2 separate regions of the Homo sapiens genome follow, and region 1 is linked to region 2. Evidence: chromatin loops called from intact Hi-C (ENCODE). Cell type or tissue: heart right ventricle. All regions are shown on one strand. Links, peaks and the distances in the headings refer to the core of each region. The heading gives the core; the rest is flanking DNA. Region 1 has its middle 31 kb from the start of GPRC5B. Region 2 has its middle 26 kb from the start of GP2.

Evidence for each region. Peaks named below come from ENCODE experiments on the same cell type or tissue, not always from the same donor. Only the 100,000 strongest peaks of a DNase experiment are listed, where the experiment ranks them.
Region 1: a loop joins it to region 2, with 4 times the contacts of the local background. A loop is called at or near these places in 71 of 110 quality-filtered maps.

Annotation. Positions count from the first base shown.
Region 1 is chr16:19,910,470-19,921,196 of GRCh38, forward strand. No RefSeq gene overlaps it. Among named protein-coding and RNA genes, the nearest start is that of GPRC5B, 31 kb to the left of the region's middle. In heart right ventricle, for the core only: no CTCF peak of the experiment used is centred there; no DNase peak of the experiment used is centred there; H3K27me3 peaks cover 601 bases.
Region 2 is chr16:20,295,945-20,306,671 of GRCh38, forward strand. No RefSeq gene overlaps it. Among named protein-coding and RNA genes, the nearest start is that of GP2, 26 kb to the right of the region's middle. In heart right ventricle, for the core only: a CTCF peak has its summit at 4,708 (motif pointing left); a DNase peak (open chromatin) is centred at 4,676; H3K27me3 peaks cover 1,506 bases.

The DNA.
Region 1 (10,727 bases), core at 2,736-6,735, 390 kb before region 2:
AGGTGATCTGCCCGCCTCGGCCTCCCAAAGTGCTGGGATTACAGGTGTGAGCCGCCATGCCTAGACTTTGTTTTAAAACAGTTAATCTTTTAAAATTGTTTTTACTTTTTATGATGGTAATTTCCACAATCATATGTAGTATGTGTAGATTCAACATCGCCCAGATTTAGTAGATATCAATCTTTGCAATCTCATTTCATCTATCCCCACAGCCCAGATTCAAAATTTTTTCTTAAGAGGGATTTCTCAAAATTTAACTTAAATATTTTTTAAAGTCAAAATCGACCCCACTCCTCTCTTCACACTTAGTCTGTTTTTTTTTTTCTGAGAATATTCAAAGTAAAATTTTAGGCATTACATCATTTTATGTCCTGGAATTTTTTTTTCTTTTTTTCTTTTTGAGAGGGTCTTGCTCTGTCATCCGGGCTGGAGTACAGTGGCATGATCACAGCCCACTGCAGCCTTGAACTCCTGGGCCCAAGCAATCCTCCCACCTCAGCTTCTCGAGTAGCTGGGACTATGAGCACGTGCCACCACACCCAACTAATTTTGTTTTAATTTTTGTAGAGACAGGGTCTCACTGTGTTACCCAGGCTGGTCTCAAATTCCTAGGCTCAAGAGGTCCTCCTGACCTCCCAAAGTGCTAGTATTATAAGCATGAGCCACCATGCCCAGCCTATCGCAGGGATCTTTTAAAGTTGTTCTATGCACTCATACTGTGTTGGGAATACTTATACCAATAAAAAATGTGTTCCATTGCAAGTAAGAGAAGACTCAAATAATAGGAGCTTAAACAATCAAGGCATTTAGCTAATGGGAAGTTTGGAAGTAGAGGGTCAGAGGTTGGGGCAGTGACTCAGTGACTGCGAGGCACTGGGGTGCTATCTCTGTGAAGCCTTGGTTTTTACCTCATGTTTGTAAGATGGCTGCCAAAGCTCCAAGCTTCACATCACGACACAACAGTGTTCAAAAGAGAAAGGGTGGGAAAAGGGAGCAATAACAAACCTCTTCCCCAAGTGGTTCTTAACAGCATGAAGTCTGGGGGATGCCAGGCCTTATAGCAGGGGTTCTTAAACTTAAGTGTGTGTCAGAATCACCAGGGGAGCCTGACATTGGTGGCTGATGCCTGTAATCCCAGCACTTTGGGATGCCCCGGCCGGGGGGATTGCCTGAGCCCAGGAGTTTGAGACCAGCCTGGGCAACATATGGAGATCCTATCTCTACAAAAAAAAAACCCAAAATTAGCCAGCCATGGTGGTTCGAGCCTGTAGTCCCAGCTACTCAGGAGACTGAGGTGGGAGGATCACTTGAACCCAGGAGGTTGAGGCTGCAGTGAGCTGTGATTGCACCACTGCATTCCAGCCTGGGTGACAGAGCCAGACCTTGTATCCAAAAAAAAAAGAAAAAAAAAAAAACACCAAAAAAATGAATCCCTTTGAAAGCTTTATAAATCAGTGCTAAGTCCCACCCCCAGAGTCTCTGAATCAGCAGGTTGAGGTAGGACAGAGGGAGAATCTGCATTTCAGACACGTTCCCAGTGAGCCTGATGCCGATGTGTGGGTCCCTGCACCACGCTCTGAGAAACACTGGCTGATAGCAGTAGGTCTCAGCCCTGGTTGCACATTAAAATCATCTGGGGGAACTTTAGAAAAAAATCCTGATATCCCAGCCACACAAGGGCCCCAGAACATCAGAATTTCTGCAGTTAGGATCCAGGCATTAAAAAAACTAAACCTCTTCCCCCCCACCTCCCCCACTTCCTTTCCCCGCTTCCCCGTGATCCCAGTGTGTAGGCAGGGCTGAGAACGGCTGTCTGAAAGCCTTAAACCCCGAGGTGGTTACCAAACACGCAGTCTTCAGCTCTACTCTGGAATCAGAATGGCTGGGGGCTTCAGATCTTGTGTTTTAAACAAGCATCCCCAGTGCACTGAAATTTGGGAATCACTCTCCAGCCACATGGTAGCTGCCATCCCATAAACCCCAGTGCGCTGGGGGAAATGACGTGAAAGTGATCCAAGCCATCTAATGATACAATTAGTAACAACAGCTAACATGCGCTGAGCCTTGCTGCAAGCTGGAACATTTAGATATCACATCTTCTAGCTCCCAGTATGAACACGAAAGAGGGGTGGAAGTGATTAGCCCCATTTGACAGATGGGATAACTGAGGCCCAGAGACATGAAATGACCTGCCTAAGGTCACTCTGTTGGTCAGTGGCAGAGCCAGGATTCGACCGAGTCTCTCAAGCTTTGAAGCCCACGTCTTTTGTGCCAGGCATGCTGCCTTTTGCTTCTTCTTTGAGGTCTTCTTTGGGAAAGGATGGGGTGAAAATTGGAGAGACTTGCAGGGGAAGTACAAATAATTCGATATCAATGAAGATGTAGCCTGGGTGGCCAGGCCATGGTGGTTGTCGAATCTACAATGAGCAAGATTCATGAGTGCGAGTCATCTTGCCTCTGCCTTCTGGAGCTGGCTCATTGGTATTAATGGATGAATGGGCCTCATTTGGGCAGTTGTAATTAACACGCTGACTACTGAGATGAGCTCAGCCCGAGTCACTCCTGAATGGCATAAAGCATTGCTCAACACGCGGCTCATCCATTACGTTGTTCTGGGTCCCAGGCTCAGGAGTGAGCCGGCCCCAGGCTCAGGGTGGTCAGCAGAAATGAAGGACTATTGGCATTTTCAAATCATCAGCTTAGTTTGAGCACTTAGCATTTCCCTGTCCGGCTTGGCATCGACGGCAGAAGCTTAATTAGTGGGGACCGAAGGAAGGAAGGCACTTAGGAAGTGAGATGAAGTTTGGGTTCATGTCCACACGAGCTGCTCAGAACTCAGTAATCGGGGCTTTGGATCAGACAGACTTGAGGTCAAATCCCTGTTCTGCCCCTTTTTTGGGGGAAATGACAAATGACCTCATCCCTCTGAGTGTCAGTTTCCTTTCCTGTAAAATGCGGATCATTATGGTGCCAGTTTCATTAGGTCATCATGATGGTGAAATAAAATAACAGGCAAACCCCTCAGCACCATCCCTGGCACCACGCCAAGTGCTTAATAAATGCTAGCTCTTATTAGTATTTACCTACACATTTATTTATTTATGAGAGGAACACAGCCCAAAAATATACACAACACTCACTGGGAAGAGGAATCATAAAAATAGGCTTAGAGGATCGATGGGGATGTAAAAGACGGTGGTTCCTGGAGTCTGAGTGTGAGCTTTATTCGAGTTCAGGGCGGTAAGCGTTTCTGCATCAGAGCCTGAGCTGATTGACTCCGAGAGCCTGAGCAAAGTAGAGAGCGTGTTTGAGGCTCTCGCCTGGCACCCGGGGGGTCTGTTTGCAATTTAGGGTGGCACTTTCCATTCTTAGGGTGGCACTTTCCATTCTGGGACCCTCCTTTCTAGTTTGCAGTTGAGGTTGGTAATCTGAAGACTGAATGTTTCCGTGGTTGCCTGGCACGGTGGGGAGGCCAAGAGAGGCTCTGGAAGAAATTCTGATGAGCCATCTGCTGTCCTCACCAAGAGCCACAATAGTAACACCTATCATTTTAAAAGATGTTTTATTTTGCATTATTATTATTTTACTTCTTATTTTTTTGTGATAGGGTCTTGCTATGTTGCCCAGGATGAACTCAAACTCCTGGGCTCCACCAAGCCTCCAGCTTCAGTCTTCTGAGCAGCTGGGACTACTGGCATGCCCCGTGACACTCAGCTATTGTTTTTTTGTTTTCTGTTTTGTTTTTTTTTTGTTTTGAGATGGAATCTTGCTCTTGCCCAGGCTGGAGTGCAGTGGCGAGATCTTGGTTCACTGCAACCTCTGCCTCCTGGGTTCAAGTGATTCTTGTGCCTCAGCCTCCTGAGTAGCTGGAATTACAGGCATGCATCACCATGCCTGGCTAATTTTTTTTTGTATTTTTAGTAGAGGTGGGGTTTCACCATGCAGGCTGGTCTCGAACTCCTGACCTCAAATGATCCGCCTGCCTCAGCCTCCCAAAGTGCTGGGATTACAGGCTTGAGCCACTGTGCCTGTCCCATACCCAACTTTTACGTTAAGCACTAACTATGACTAACTTTTAAGCACTAAGCCAGTGAATTTGCTCGAGCCTGGAGTTACAACCTTGACTCTTGACTAGGCCACAATCACGTAAGTCTTCATGGTCAATGTGTAGCGAATCAATAATACTGTGTGCTCAATATGTGTTAGGCGCTGTGCTAACCTCCTTATATGCATTATCTCATTTAATTCACATAAGAAATCTATTATTCAAATTCTTATTCAAATAAGAAATCATACAGGTATAATTCTTGTTTTACAGGTAAGGAAGTGGAGGCTCAGGTAAGTTAAAAGACTTACCTGAGGGCTCTCAGTTGTAAAAGGTGATGTTAGAATATGAACATGGGTCTGTTTGATGCCAAGGCTTCGCCCAGAGTGGAAGGCATGCAGCTGGGTTTGCTGATGTGCCTGCGAGCCTGGGTATTTCTCCTTCCCCTGGTTCCTCATCTTCTCCCATTGAATGTGCTCCAACCATGCTGGTCTCCTTTCAGTTCTGAGAACAGACCAACCTCCTTCTTTTTATTTCTTTAATTTATTTTTATTTTTGAATAAAATAAAAATTATTTTTAATTTTATTAAAATATAATTTTTTGAATATTTTAAATATTCAAATTCGAGATGGAATCTCGCTCGTTAAATATATATATATTTATTTATTATTTTATTTTATTTTGAGACGCAGTTTTGCTCTTCTTGCTCAGGATGGAGTGCAGTGGTGCAATCTCGGCTCACTGCAACCTCTGCCTCCCAGGTTCTAGTGATTCTCCTGCCTCAGCCTCCTGAGTAGCTGGGATTACAGGAGTGTGGCACCACACCCAGCTAAGTTTTTGTATTTTTAGTAGAGAGGGGGTTTCATCATGTTGGCCAGGCTGGTCTTGAACTCCTGACTTCAGGTGATCCACCTGCCTCGGCCTCACAAAGTGCAGAGATTACAGGCGTGAGCCACCGCGCCCGGCCCACTATATTTAAAATATTCAAAAATATTTTTAAATTTTATTTTTATTTTTGAATATTTTAAAATTTATTTTATTTTTTAATATTTTTATTTTTATTTTTGAAAAATTAGTCAGCCATGGTGGTATGTGCCTGTAGTCCCAGCTACTCAGGAGGCTGAGATGGGAGGATTACCTGAGCCCAGGAGGTCGAGGCTGCAGTGAGCCATGATTGCACCACTGCCCTCCAGCCTGGGCAACAGAGTATTTTTTAAATTTATTTTTATTTTTATTCACATACCACCGCGGCTGGCTATTATTTATTTATTTATTTTGGTATTTTTTGTAGAGACGGGATCTCTCTATGTTGCCCAGGCTGGTCTCAAACTCCTGGGCGTAAGCGATCCTTCTGCCTTGGCCTCCAAAAGTGCTGGGATTACAGGTGTGAACCGCTGTGCCCCGGCCCAACCTCCTTCTCTTGGATCCTTTGTATTTGCTATTCCCTCTGCCTGGAACCTGCTCCCCACAACACTTTCACTTAATTATCTCCCGTTTATTCTCCCAGTCCATAACAGGGGCTACGTATTACCTCTCAATCATAATTTCCCCTTTTTGGTAATAAAACCCTGGGCAACTCTTTAGAGCTCACATGCCCCAGCCTCTCTTCCAGCGTGCGATATTCACGTAACTAGTTTTGGGCCAATGAGATGGATGTGGAATATTTTGTGAAACTTATGGTCAGCTCCTTAAGTGGACTGGGGAGGCGTCCCTTATGTCTCTAATGTCCTTGTCCCATGTTGTTGTCTGTGAGGCAGATGTAGTGGCTGGAGCTCTGGCAACCATCTTGGACCATGAGACAACCTTGAGGATGAAAACCACATGCTAAGGGGTATGGAGCAGAAAGACAGAAGGAGGCTGGGGTCCTGATAACTGCTGGAACTCCCAAATCAGTCCTGGGCTGCCTACTTTCTGATTTCCTGTGGAACAAGCGAAAAAAGAAGCTCTGTTTCACTAAAGCTACTAAGTCCAGCCTCTGTTACTATCAACTAAATAAAATTCCTGACAAATACCAGGTCTTGGTTTAAATATAACTTTCTGGCTGGGTGTGGTGGCTCACACCTGTAATCCCAGTACTTTGGCAGACCAAGGAGGGTGGATCACTTGAGTCCAGGAGTTCAAGACCAGCCTGATAGACATGGCGAAACCCTGTCTCTACAAAAGACGCAAAAATTAGCCGGGCATGGTGGTGTGTGCCTGTGGTCCCAGCGACTTGAGAGGCTGAGGCAGGATTGCTTGAGCCTGGGAGGTCAATGCTGCAGTTAGCTGTGATCACACCACTGCCCTGGATCCTAGGCAATAGAATGAGACTCTGTATCAAATAAATAAATAAATAAATAAATAAATAAATAAATAAATAAATAAATGTATATAAATATCACTTTCTCTGAATGGCTTATGTGAAACTCAAAATAGATCTGTCTATTTGTTCTCTCTTTTAGCAACATGGTTCTTTTTTTTTAATTGCCCTGATTCCAATGAAAATAAATATATACTGCTTTGTTTAATTTATCTTCCCCGCTGAACTACTGGAAATATGGGCAGGGAAACTGTATATAGTTACCTAGGTTGTGCACTGCACAAATCCAGAGAATACCAGTTAAATAATAGCATATGTGAATGTCACGTTCTGAAATTGTGCAGTGTGCATCCTGTGAGGCTGTACGTGGCAGCCCTGTCTCTATGGTCGGGAGGGACTTTGCCCCTGAGGGTTATCAATGTACTCACAGCACTTAGCATAGTGCCTGGACCATGATCAGTTCTCAACAAATATCAGTTGCAGGATGAGTGCAGGAACAAAAATGACAGAAGTTTAAAGACGTCTTGGGCTGGATACCGAAGGCACAGAGATGGACAAGGCATGAGAATGTTGGCAACAAGACGTGGTCAATGCTCCAACCTGGAGAAGAACAAAGGGCTCTGGGAGCTCAGAGGGAGGGGTCTCCACTGCCATGAGAGCCAGAGGCTTTGTGCACAGAGGGAGCTTTCTCTTATTTGGTCTCAGTTTTCCATCTGTAAAGTGAGGACATTGGTGCGGAAAAGTGGTTTTGTGTAGCCTTTATTTTTTATTTTACATCTTGTTTGTTTTGAGCAAGGCAATGTTTGCATAGTAATAGAATTAAACAGTGGCTAGGCACGGTGGCTCAAGTCTGTAATCCCAGCACTTTGGGAGGCCGAGGCAGGTGGATCACCTGAGGTCAGGAGTTCGACCAGCCTGGCCAACTGAAGGAAACCCCATCTCTGCTAAAATATAAAAAAATTAGCCAGGTGTCAGGATGCGCGCCTGTGGTGCCAGCTGCTTGGGAGGCTGAGGCAGGAGAATAATTTAAACCTGGGAGGCAGAGGTTGCAGTGAGCTGAGATCACGCCACTGTATGCCAGCCTGGGTAACAGACTGAGACTCTGTCTCAAAAAAAAAAAAAAATCAAACAGTATAAAAAGGCATAAAGGCATAAGGAGAAAAGTGAGTTTACTTTTCATTTCTAACTCCCAGAACCTCACTCTCCTAATGCCCCCCAAGGACCAAAACTACTGGTTACCTTTGAAATCAGTTTTTGTGTGTGTGTGTGTGTGTGTGTGTGTGTGTGTGTGTGTGTGTGCATCTTTCCAGAGTTATCTGTAAAATACAAGTATATACCTGCTATATATTGAGTTTGACTATCCCTAAAATGGAAATTTATCCTTATTTATTTATTTATTTATTTATTTATTTATTTATTTTGAGATGGAGTCTCGCTCTGTTGCCCAGGCTGGAGAGCAGTGGCACGATCTCGGCTCACTGCAAGGTCCGCCTCCCGGGTTCAGGCCATTCTCCTACCTCAGCCTCCCAGTAGCTGGGATTACAGGCGCCTGGCACCACGCCCGGCTAATTTTTTGTATTTTTAGTAGAGATGGGGTTTCATCGTGTTAGCCAGGATGGTCTCAATCTCCTGACCTCGTGATCCACCCGCCACAGCCTCCCAAAGTGCTGGGATTACAGGCGTGAGCCACCGATCCCGGTCGGAAATTTATTCTTTAAAATTTTTTAATTATTTATTTTAGATCTGAACTTTGAACCAAGAAAATAATGACAACACTTTGGGAGGCCGAGGCGGGTGGATCACCTGAGGTCAGGAATTTGAGACCAGTCTGGCCAACATGGTGAAACCCCGTCTCTACTAAAAAGACAAAAAATTTAGCCGGGCGTGGTGGGGCGTGCCTGTAATCCTAGCTACTGGGGAAGCTGAGGCAGGAGAATTGCTTGAACCTGGGAGGCGGAGGTTGCAGTGAGCCGAGATCATGCCACTACACTCCAGCCTGGGCAACAGAGCGAGACTCTGCCTCAAGAAAAAACAAAACAAAACAAAACAATGATTATTACCAATTATTAAATGATCATTACTAAAATGACTTTGTCATTAATCATACACACAGTTTCACACTTTATTTTTATTATTATTATTTCATTTAATAAAATGTCTTGGTATTGTTTCATTGATCTGACTACTCCTTTTGTTTAAATGGTTGTCTCGTATTCCGCTGCGTGACTGTACTCTGATTGATTTAACTGGTCTCCTGTTGGGAAGTGGGTTGTTTCTGAATTTTTGCTACATCAGACAATGCTGCAGTGAATATCCTTGTACTTAAATATTTTCACACATGTGCAATCATCTCAGATGGTTAAATTCCTAGGAGTAGAATCGGTGGCTCAAAAATTAAAAGTGCTCGTAATTTATAGATACTGTCTAATTCCTGCATGGAGTCGTACCAATTTACCTTCTTACCAGCCTGTGTCCCCAAACCTTATCAGTGCATTACCAAACTTTCAGATGGGTTGGGTGTGTTGACTCATGCCTGTAATCCCAGTGCTTTGGAAGGCCAGGGCAGGAGGACTTTTGGAACCTAGGAGTTTGAGACGAGGTAGGCCACAGAGAGACGTCCCCGTTTCTACCAAAAAATAAAAAATTACCTGGATGCGTGCCTGTAGTCCCAGTTACTCAGGAAGCTAAGGTAAAAAGATCTCTTGAGCCCAGGAGCTGGGGTTGCAATGAGCTATAATTGTGCTATTACAATCCCTCCTGGGAAACAGAGAAAGACCCTGGCTCTAAAAAAAAAAAAAAAAAAGAAAAAAAAATAAATGATGAATGAAATGATCACCTTTTCCTATGTTTAAGAATCATTTGTACAGTTGGTCCCTTGGTATCTGTAGGGGATTGGTTTTAGGACCCCTTTGGTTACCAAAATCCATGCACGCTGAAGTGTCTTATGTAAAATGGTGCAGTATTTGCATAACTTATGCAACCCTCCTGGATACTTTAAGTCATCTCTAGATTACTTATATTACCTAATACAAAGCAAGTGCTATGTAAATAGTTGTTATACTGTATTGTCTTTTATTTGTATTTTTATTGCTTTTTCCCCTGAATAGTTTTTTCAATTCAAATTTTTAATTTTTGTGGGCACATAGTAGCTGTATGTATTTATGGGGCACATGAGATATTTTGATACAGGCATACAATGTGTAATAAGCACATCAGGGTAAACGGGATATCCATCACCTCAAGCATTTGTCCTTTCTTTGTGTCACAAACAATCCAATTATACTCTTAGTTATTTAAAAATATACAATACATTATTGTTGACTGTAGTCATCTTGTTGTTCTATCAAATGCTAGATCTTATTCAGTCCATTTAACTATATTTTTGTATCCATTAACCACCCCCCTACTCACCTTCCCCGCTTCTGGTAACTATCATTCTATTCTCTATCTCCATGAGTTCAATTGTTTTAATTTTTAGCTCCTACAAATAAGTGAGAACATGTTAAATTTGCCTTTCTGTGCCTGGCTTATTTCACTTAACGTAATGTCCTCCAGTTCCATCCATGTTGCTGCAAACGACAGGATATCGTTCTTTTTTATGGCCTCATAGTACTCCACTATGTATATGTACCACATTTTCTTTATCCATTCATCTGTTAATGGACACTTAGGTTGCTTCCAAATGTTGGCTATTGTGAACAGTGCTGCAATAAACATGGGAGTGCAGATATCTTTTCAATGTACTGATTTTCTTTATTTTGTGTATATACCTAGTGGGATTGCTAGATCATATAGTAGTTTTATTCTTAGTTTTTTGAGGAACCTCCAAACTGTTCACCATAGTGGTTGTACTAATTTACATTTTCACCAACAACAGTATACTAGAGTTATCTTTCCTCCATCTCCTCGTCAGCATTTGTTATTTCCTGTCTTTTGGATAAAAGCCATTTTAATTGGGGTGAGATGATATCTCATTGTAGTTTTGATTTGCATTTCTCTGACGATCAGTGATGTTGAGCACTTTTTCATATATCTATTTGCCATTTGTATATCTTCTTTTGAGAACTGTCTATTTGGATCTTTTGCCCATTTTTAAATTGGATAATTAGATTTTTTTTCTGTAGTTGTTTGAGCTCCTTATGTATTCTGGTTATTAATTCCTTGTCAGATGGATAGTTTGCAAATATTTTCTCCAATTTTGGGGTTGTCTCTTCACTTAGTTAATTGTTTTCTTTGCTGTGCAGAAGATTTTTAAGTTGGTGTGATCCAATTTGTCATCATGTTTTTTAAGCAAGGGCATGGCATTGCCCAATTTAGGTTTTAAAAGGATCACTCTGGCAGGTGTTATGGAGATGCATTACAGAGGGAGAAATGGAAGGAGC
Region 2 (10,727 bases), core at 2,773-6,772:
CACGCCTGTAATCCCAGCACTTTGGGAGGCCAAGGCACGTGGATCATGAGGTCAGGAGATCGAGACCATCCTGGCTAACACAGTGAAATCCTGTCTCTACTAAAAATACAAAAAATTAGCCGGTCATGGTGGTGGGCGCCTGTAGTCCCAGCTACTCGGGAGGCTGAGGCAGGAGAATGGCGTGAACCCGGGAGGCGGAGCTTGCAGTGAGCGGAGATTGCGCCACTGCACTCCAGCATGGGCGATAGAGTGAGACTCCATCTCAAAAAAAAAAAAGAACACTTGCATTACAGGAATGTCTCCAGGACAGCATTTCCTTAACCATGTCCATTTGGTTAGACACACTAGCTTTCTTGCCGTCCCAATGAAAGGTATGGAGTCCCTAGCTTCAAGTCCTGGCTGTGCCACTAATTCCATTAGTGAACATAACAGCTATGGATTGAGTTGGCTGCATATAAGCGGAAAACCCAAATAACAATGACTTATTCAAGAGATTTATTTTTGTTTCACGTGAGATAAAATGCAGAGGTAGGTGATCCAGGGTAATTGTGGTAGGTCCAAGATGTCAGCAATATTCCAGATTTTTAACTTTCTGGTCTACTGCCTTTAATTTGTGGCTTTCATCATCAAGACTGCCTCATAGGCATAGAATGGACAACTCTGACCTTTGTGCTTGAATTCTAGAAAAAGAAAGGGGGAAAAAGCAAAGGTTTAGACCAAGCTTGTCTAACCCATGGGCTGCATGCAGCCTGACAGCTTTGAATGTGGCCCATCACAAATTCATAAACTTTCTTAAAACATTATGAGATTTTTTTAGGATTGTTTTCTCTTAGCTCATTAGTTATTGTTAGTGTTAATGTATTTTACGTGTGGCCCAAGACAATTCTTCTTCCACTGTGGCCCAGGGAAGCCAAAAGATTGGACACTCTGGTTTAGACCTTCTTTTAAGGGGATTTTTCTGGAAGCCACACTTATATCTCCACTCTTACTTACATGTCATTAGCCAGAACTTAGTCCATGACCACCTTTCTCTCACAGGGAGGCTGGGAAATGTAGTTTTTCTAATTGAGCATATGACCACCACCAACAAAATTTGGGTTCTGATTATAAGTATCTATTCTTTACTACTAGTTAGAATGAAGAAGAGAATGGCTGTTGCTAATTCTAACTACTAGTAACAAGTAGTTCCTACCACAATGACCCTGGGCAAGTGTCTTCCACTTTTGGGCTCTATCTCTCCCAATGTAAAATAAAGTTGGTCTTAATGATCAAAGAGATCCTATCCAACTATAAGGCAGTTCGATTCCATGGTTCTGTCCCTAAATATGTTTATCAGTGATGCTCAGTGGAAAGGAAAACAACCTGGGTATTGTCCTCATGCAGTACCCCTAGTGTGCTCAGCCTGATGAGATGTCAGAACATATCCTGTACTTGTCTGTCTATTCATCCATCTACCTGTTAAAAATACATTTTTTTTGAGATGGAGTTTCACTTTTGTTGCCCAAGCTGGAGGGCAATGGCATGATCTCGGCTCACTGCAACTTCTGCCTCCTGGGTTCAAGCGATTCTCTTGTCTCAGCTTGTGGGTAGCTGGGATTACAGGCGCCCACTACCACGCCTGGCTATTTTTTTTTTGTATTTTTAGTAGAGACAGGGTTTCACCATGTTGGCCAGGCTGGTCTCAAACTCCTGACTTCAGGTGATCCACCTGCCTCCACCTCCCAAAGTGCTGGGAATATAGGCATGAGCCACCGCACCAGGCCCCTGTTAAAAATATTTCTGAGTACTACTACCTGATAAGTACTAAGGATACAGCTGTGAGTTTAAGCAGACATTGTCCCTGCTCTCCCTGTCCTCTTAGCAGTTTAGTAGGTAAGACAGATATAAACAAATAATGATGCAAATGTTCAACAAAGTGCTATAATGAATGTTGATGTACTACACAAGCGTTATAAAGAAAATGTATGTTGGGGGGTGTAATTTAGGTGGGGTGGAAAAGAAGATTTTCCCAAGAATTTATTTTGAAGCTGACACCTGAAGGAGGGGTCAGACATGCAAAGAGTCAGAGAAAGTGCACTCTAGGCAGAGAGAACAGCAAGTTCAGACACAGGCCCTGAGGCAGGAAAGAGCTGGGCTCATTCTAGGAAATGAAGGATGGCCAGGGTGTCCAGACATCATCAGTGAGGGGGAGGCTGATATGTAATGAGGCTGGAGTAGTCAGTGGATACCACAGCTTGCAGGGCCATGTAAGCTCTGGGAGGGAAATTTGATTTTATTCTAAGGGTAGTGGGAAGGCATTGGCGTGTTTCAGGCAGAGGTGGGGGCAAGGGTGACATGATGAGATGTGCATCTTCACAAAGATTTCTCTAGATGCTGAATAGGACCTGAACAGGTTTGGATGGGGGTGGTAGTGAGCAGTGGTCACATTGAGAGTTGTATGGGTTTCACCCATCCATTCACTCATCCATCAACCTATTCATCCACCCATCCATCTTTTCATCCATTTATCTTTTCACCCATCCACCCATCCATCCATCCACCCACTCATCCATCCATTGAACCATCCACCTATCCATCCATCCATCCATCCATCTGTCCGTCCATCTGTCCATCCATCCGTCCATCCATCCATCCATCCATCCATCCATCCATCCATCCATCCGTCTGTCCGTCCATCTGTCCATCTGTCCATCCATCCATCCATCCATCTATTCATCCGTCAATCTACCCATTCATTCATTCAACCATTCACCTATCCATCTATCCATCTACCCATTCATCCTTTCATCCATCCATCCAACCATCATCCACCTACCCATTCAACAAACATTCATAAAGCATCTTTAACTGCCAGCTTCTCCACTACATGTGTTGGGTGAATAAGATGGTTCATTTTCTCAAGGAGTTTACCAGTTAGAAAGGTAGAGAGACACACATAAACAAACCATCATGGTTGAGTGCAGGTCCTAACAGCAGTAAGCTCTAAGAAGGGTGGGAAGAGATTCTTAGCAGTGGTGAACTGTTTGCCTAGTGCCAATGGCAGGTGAAAAGCCACCATGTGATTCACCGCTCTGGCTGCCAAGAGTGAGGACTTTTCTGGGTCACAGGGAAATAAACACATTTTAGGGCAACAGCAAGACAAGGGGAAGTAACAGCCTTGGAATTTAGCTTGGGGTTAAACAAAAAAATCTTGGGAGATGCTAGGATGTAGACACATCCAGAATGGATGGAATTATCCCATGAATCTATTCTATGGTGTCCTCAGCATGAGTTTGAAGATTCCTTGTTGGCATCTCATTGATTTATTGGCTGGATTCTGGCAGCTGTTGGTGAGAGCAAGATTGACTGCTCCAGGCATGAAACAAACCATAGAGGAACAAGTTCAAACTCTTTTCAGCTGTATGCAAACAACTTAACCTCTCTGAGCCTTAGCTGCTTCAACTCTAAAATGGTAAATAGCATTGAGCTTGAGAAACCCTGGAATAAGATGGCTGAAGCCTAAGTTCAGTAACTGGTTCATTGTTAGTGGACCTGAGAAACTGACAGGATAGATGCAGCTAGGGTTGAAAAGGCACATAATATAATGGTTAACGGTGTGGACAGTGGAACCTTGCCTCCTAGATTCAAATCTTCCAATTTTCTCTTCTTTCTGTTCCACTTGCATCTGTAAACCATGTGCCCAGTCATGGCCCCACAGCTGGGCAACGCCATTATGTACTCCTTTGACCACGGCTCCAAGACCTTCAGAGCATCTTGTGAGGCTCTTCTCTCCAGCAGATGAAGGGTTATTATCCTCCCTTAGATTTGGTAACTGAGGCCCAAAGGAATCAAGAACTTTGGCCAAGCACGAGTCCCCATTTTACAAAGGGAGAAACAGCCTCAGAGAGTTTCAGTAATGAATGCAAGTCCACAATGCTAGTAAGTGAATGAGCTGGGATTTGAACCCAGACCTATCTAGCTCCAGAATCCTTCTTTCATGGAGTTCAAGTCTACCAGAAGGAGGGGAGGAATTGAAACAGATGATAGATAAGTAGATGAGTAAGTAAGTCTAACGATTATAAAAATAATTATAAGATCTGCGAAGAAAGTAAACTGGCTGGTGTGATAGAGAGGAAATGGGAGAAGAGCAATCTTTTTCAATCGGGAGATCAGGGAAAGACTCCCAGAAGGGAGGTAATAAACCCTAAAACCATTCTTGGTAATGCATGTAGTGCATGCAGTATGATATTTGGCACCTAGAAAGTTCCAATAATTGGTAGTCATTATTAAGGAAAGTGAAATGCTTTCTCAAAGATAATTGTAAAATCAAAGGGATAGTGTGTGTTTTGTCCTACTTCCAACATCTAGAGCCTTTCTCTCATGGAATAGGAGGGAGGAGAAAACTGAGGGCAGTGATAGGCTTGGCAAACAGGGGCCTTGGCCGGCTCAAAGCTTCAGCACCTGGGGCCAGCTGCCTCATTCAGTGCTTGGCAACGCCCCCGCAGAGTGGAGAATGCCAAGAGGGTAAGTGTCATCTCCGCTCTCCACGCAGTAGCTGTGTGACCTTGGGCAAGTCACATCTCCTGTCTGGGCATCTGTTTGTTCATCTGTAAAATGAAGGTTTCGGTCTAGATGGGTTTTTCAGATCCCTTCCAGCTCTAATTCTGTGTCATCTGAACTCTGACCAACGCCTCCCTCCTTCCGCGGACGTGTTCCCACAGTGCCCTCTATTGGCTGTTTAGTAGAGAGCAGGTACCACACATGCAGCTCCGGGGACCGGGAGAAATGGGAACTGCCAGCTGCCCTTCTTCTGTGAGGGATTTAGAACCCTTGGGGCACATCAGGATCCGCACACAGGATAAGAGTTAGGCAGTCTGACTTCCTAGAGTCACAGAATTTTGGAAAGGGAGACTTAAAGACTATTTATTGCAACAACAGCAGTATTAGCTAACATTTGTTTAGGGCTAACCATTTACTGAACATGGGCTTGATACTGTGCATAAAGTCATGAGTATAACAGGCACAGGGCCGTCCTGAGGGTAGTAACGTGTACACGGAGACCCAAAGAGTGAGGACTTGCCCATGTGAAGATCAGCTGGAAAGACTGTAACAGCCAAGAGAATAGCATGTGCAAAGGTCCTGGAGGAGAAAAAGACAAGGGTGTGTTTGGAACCAAAGGAAGTAGAGTCAATTGTTACTAGATACTGGAGGCTAAAGAATCTTGGAATGTGAAAACCATGATGACTGGTGGAGTTACAATCACTTTGTAAAACTGCTTAGCAGTATTTACCAAAGCTGAATATATACACTTCAGGAAGATGAGCTTATGCGCTCACCAAAAAGGCATAAATAAGAAAGCAGCATGCTTACCAGTAGCTGAAAGCTGGAAATAGCCCACATGTCCATCAACAGTAGAATGGATCAATAAATTAGGCTTTATTCTTCCAATAGAATCATGTCAGCAATCAGAATGAGATCCAAGTATAATTAAACTCAACAATATGGATCAGGTTCACAAAGAGAATGTTGCACATGTTAGTAAGAAACTGAGTTCAAATGATATATATTCCTTTTATATAAAGTTCAAAACCACCGTATGGTGCTAGAAGTCAGGATAGCGGTTGCCTTTGGGAGATGTAGGAACTGGAGGGGCAAGAGGGGGCTTCTGGGAGCAGCCACTGTTGTATTTCATGAACGGGGTGATGGTTACACAGGAGCGTTCATTTTGTTAAAATTCATCAAGCTGTACTTGTGATGTATGTGCATGATCTGTATATTATATGCCAATAAAATATAGTAAAAGCATTATGTGGTTACCAGGTCACATCCACTTGTTCATCACAGTCTCATTTACTGTCACCACCAGTAGGAGCAACACAGACAGGAATATTTTGAGACCAAGATTCTAAGTGCTACTTTTCCGCCTGAGGAGCTCCAAGTAGAGGGTAACTCTTGACAAGATAGGCCAGTTCCTCGGAGTCCTTGAAGAGTGGAGAATGACTGGACAAGGAGCTGGCTCACTGGGCTCTTTAGAAAGAGCCAGAAAGAATCAAGGAAGGGAAAGTTTTCACTCCCAAGGCATCTCAGAGTCTGAATCAGCTTCCTGCTTAGCATTTCAGTACCAGAGAGGCACTCTCCCAGGTTCTGAATTTGCTGGAGGGTTCTGAGGCCAAGTTTAGCAGTGGGGATTTGTCTTGAGACTGCCTCAGGCTGGGTAAAAGAGGGCGGTTTTAGGGCCAGAAGGTTTGACATCCATACCTTGTCAACAGCGAAGTCACAGGTCGTCAAGTATAACAGAGGAGGTATCATTATCTTAATTTACAGATGACCTGAGGGAAGTTAAGTGCAGTTCTTGAACTGCTCACATCAGCAGAAGTCAGGCTGAAATATGAATTTCTTGATTCCTGGTTCAGTGCACTCTGAGTGTCAGTTTCCTCGTGGACACAAAGAGGGAGTTGAATTAGATCATCTGTAAAGCTCCTCTGTGTGTCCCAGGTCCAGTGACTCTTCTGAGTTCTTGCTGAAGATAAAAGGACCTTAACAATTTCTCAGGAAGAATGGATGCAGTATCATTTACCCTTGCCTGCGTTAACTAGCAGCTGTCAGCACATGCATACACAAAGATGTGCACATATGGGCACATATGTACACACAGGCACATGTGCACACTCATGCACACATGCATACACACATACACACTATGCACGTTTGTATGCTGTCATGCACAGGCACACATATGTACACAAACATCTTGCCACAGTTCTGAGGTAGTTTTTTTTATTGTTGTTTTTCTTTTTTCTTTCTTTTTTTTTTTTCTGAGGCAGAGTCTTACTCTGTCGCCCAGGGTGGAATGCAGTGGCGCGATCTCAGCTCACTGCAACCTCCACCTCCTGGGTTCAAGCAATTCTCCTGCCTCAGCCTCTCTATACTAGCCGAGATTACAGGTGCCTGCCACCTTGCCTGGCTAATTTTTGTATTTTAGTACAGACGGGGTTTTACCATATTGGCCAGGCTGGTCTCGAGCTCCTGACCTCAAGCTGTCCACCCTCCTTGGCCTCCCAAAGTGCTGGGATTACAGATGTGAGCCACCGCACCCAGCCTGAGGTAGATTTTATATTTGTCATTGCCCAGCATCAAGCGTCAGGCAGGGAGGCAGAAAGAGCACCTGTATTACATTTAAGCGAATCCAAGTTTGAATCTTGCATTCTGTCACTTCCTAACTGTGCAACCTAGAGCAAGTTCCCTAATGTTTGTCTCTTCCTTCCTTATCTGTGATTTGAAGTGCTGACTCATCTGTAGGCACTAAATAAATGGCAGGCAGGTGTTATCTGTATGGTGTCAAGGAGTTCCTTAAACCTCTCTGAGCATGTTTCTTCCTCTGTAAAATGGAATAACAGCCCCAATATCAAAGGGAGAGGCTGAAGCAAAGTATATGACGTAAAGAGTTTATTTGAGCCAGGATAAGGAAGATTCAGACATCAGTCACCTTGGATATGAGCTCCACTTGGCCTTTATTACAGGCAGATTTTTAAAGGCAAAAAAGGAGGGGGACAAGGATTGGACTGATACAAAGTTCTGCCGCGGATTCTCATTGATTTACAGAAATAACATTGATTAGTGATTGGCTACCCATTGTTAAGCCTTAGAGTGTGGGATGTTGTGTCCAGTGAGGTGTTATTAGGTTAATTCATAGCTACTTGTGGCAATAGCAGGCAGTTTTGACAGATGAATACATAGCTCTAAAGAGGGAGAATAAGATGTGATTGCCGTTTGAATGCTTCTCTGGGCCTAATAATTTGAAAGAGCCCACATTCCTCGATAAAAGTTCTTTTCTTTCCTTGGGATTAAGTTAGATGATAAATTTACAATGTTTAGCATGCCGATTTATATGTATTAAGTATTCATAAAGTGTTATTCCATGTGCTGAGCGAGGGGAACACCCTCCCACGTGCTCCCATGAGCCCTATTTCTGGCAGATGTAAAGATTTTTTTTAAATGGCTTTTTTTGGCCACATCTAGGAAGTAAGAGGGAAAATAAAGAGAAGTGAGAAACAGCTTAGTCCATGAAAATGGTAATAATGGTAGTAATGATGGTGATGAGAATGCTGCAGTTTTCTTCTGTATGATTTTTTTTTTTTTGAGACAGAGTCTCACTCTTGTCACCCGGGCTGGAGTGCAATGGCACTATCTCAGCTCACTGCAACCTTCACCTCCCGGGTTCAAGTGATTCTCCTGCCTTAGCCTCCGGAGTAGCTGGGATTACAGCCACGCACCACCACTCCTGGTTAATTTTTATATTTATAGTAGAGATGGGGATTCACCATGTTGGCCAGGCTGGTCTCGAACTCCTGACCAGGTGTCAGGTGATCCACCTGCCTCAGACTCCCGAAGCATTGGGATTACAGGCATGAGCCAGTACGATGTGTTTTTTTGTTTGTTTGTTTGTTTTTTTATACTTTAAGTTCTAGGGTACATGTGCACAATGTGCAGGTTTGTTACATATGTATACATGCGCCATGTTGGTGTGCTGTACCCATTAACTCGTCATTTACATTAGGTGTATCTCCTAATGCTATCCCTCCCCCCTCCCCCCACCCCATGACAGGCCCCAGTGTGTGATGTTTCCCTTCCTGTGTCCAAATGTTCTCATTGTTCAATTCCCATCTATGAGTGAGAACATGCGGTGTTTGGTTTTTTGTCCTTGCGATAGTTTGCTGAGAATGATGGTTTCCAGCTTCATCCATGTCCCTACAAAGGACCTGAACTCATCTTTTTTATGGCTGCATAGTATTCCATGGTGTATATGTGCCACATTTTCTTAATCCAGTCTATCATTGATGGACATTTGGGTTAGTTCCAAGTCTTTGCTATTGTGAATAGTGCCACAATAAACATACGTGTGCATGTGTCTTTATAGCAGCATGATTTATAATCCTTTGGGTATATACCCAGTAATGGGATGGCTGGGTCAAATGGTATTTCTAGTTCTAGATCCTTGAGGAATCACCACACTGTCTTCCACAATGGTTGAACTAGCTTTTATGCATTGCAAAGTGACTACACAAAGTGACCTATCCCTTGTCTCCTTTATCTCTCTAGCAACCCTCCAGTTATTAGGGCAGCTACTACTCTCATCTTCCATATAAGAAGTGGGAACACTTTCATGGATGTTCTGGGACTCACAGTCCAAGTCCTGGTTCTTAGAGAGTTGGATCCAGATCCTGTGTCTTGTAGGTATATAGGTATATGTTTATGCATTGAAATGAAATATGTACAACTAGGTCCTTCCCCGTCTCCCCTATAAAGCCTATAAAGTCTTCTATGAAACAAAGTTAATTCCATTCTCAGACAGAGGCTCCCAGAATCCAGTGTTTTGGTTGGTCTCCGCTACAAATGCTTTTTCTGATATTTGTGTGTTTGCAAGTCCCTCTCTGAGACTTTCTAAAATTTGATTGTTAATTGGCTGTTATATGCATGAAGTTCTGGACTTGGTGTCCCAAGCTCTTTATAGATTTACTTTTTTTCTCCCCCTCCTGCCATTAAATAATCACCCTTGAGCTTCTCTCAACTTACTCTCCATCAATAACCATTGTATTCGTTCCATTACAGCCCTCCTAAATACAAAACAATGACGACAACAACAAACCATTCAAACTTCCAACCAACTTCCCCTGAAGGCACAGAAGGTGAGACCTAAGGGAAAAGAAATCCACCCTCTTTAACATCAGCTAACAGCATAGGAGTAAATGCCTGGTACAGAGCCCAGAATTCCTATTTCACATTCTGATTTGGCACTTTCACCATAATGGGAAAATCTCCTCTACTTTTCCTGTGAAGCTGTTTCTTCTCCTTCTGGAAGATAACAGCAGGATGATAGAGGAGGTCAAAGGATAAAGAGAAAGGATGCAGCCTATTTCTTCATTTATTTGACCAATAATGTTTGAAAATGATGAAGTCCTTGTCCTCAAGAAACTAACAGCCTGGGGTGAAGGGTGCAGGTGGGACAGATGTAAAAACAATTTCAGATGCAGACGCTACATGTGATTATCAAAGTCTGTAGAGTGGCTCATGCCTGTAATCCCAGCACTTTAGGAGGCTAAGGCAGGCAGATCACCTGAGGTCAGGAGTTCGAGACCAGCCTGGCCAACATGGTAAAACCCCATCTTTACTAAAAATACAAAAAAATAGCCAGGCGTGGTGGCAGTCACCTGTAATCCCAGCTACTCGGGAGGCTGAGGCAGGAGAATCACTTGAACCGGAGAGGCAGAGGTTGTGGTGAGCTGAGATCGCGCCACTGCACTCCAGCCTGGGCAACAAGAGTGAGACTTCATCTCAAAAAAAAAAAAAAAAAAAAAAAAGTCTGTAAAGAAGAGGTCATAAAGTAGGGTAGTAGTTTTTTAAAATATATATCTTCCTTTTCTCTACTTATCATGCTCATGCTTTTCTCTACTTTCTTGAAAAAAATGGAATGTATTTTTTAAACTGTGTTGACTTTCTGGTCTGCTGATTATATTATTTGTCGTTTGTGGGTCTATTTTCTATTGATTGATTTGCCTACTCTACACTGGACAGGGGGATCCAGGAAGCCTTCATAGGAGAAATAACCCCAATAAGGGGAAGTGTCCTCCAGGCAGCAAAACAGCACACGAGAGTAGGGTAGAGTGCAATAGAACAGCTCAGGGAGCCTGAGAAATTCCGTGGCACTGGAAGCTGGGTTATGAAGGGGATATGTTTAAGGGCTAAGTCTG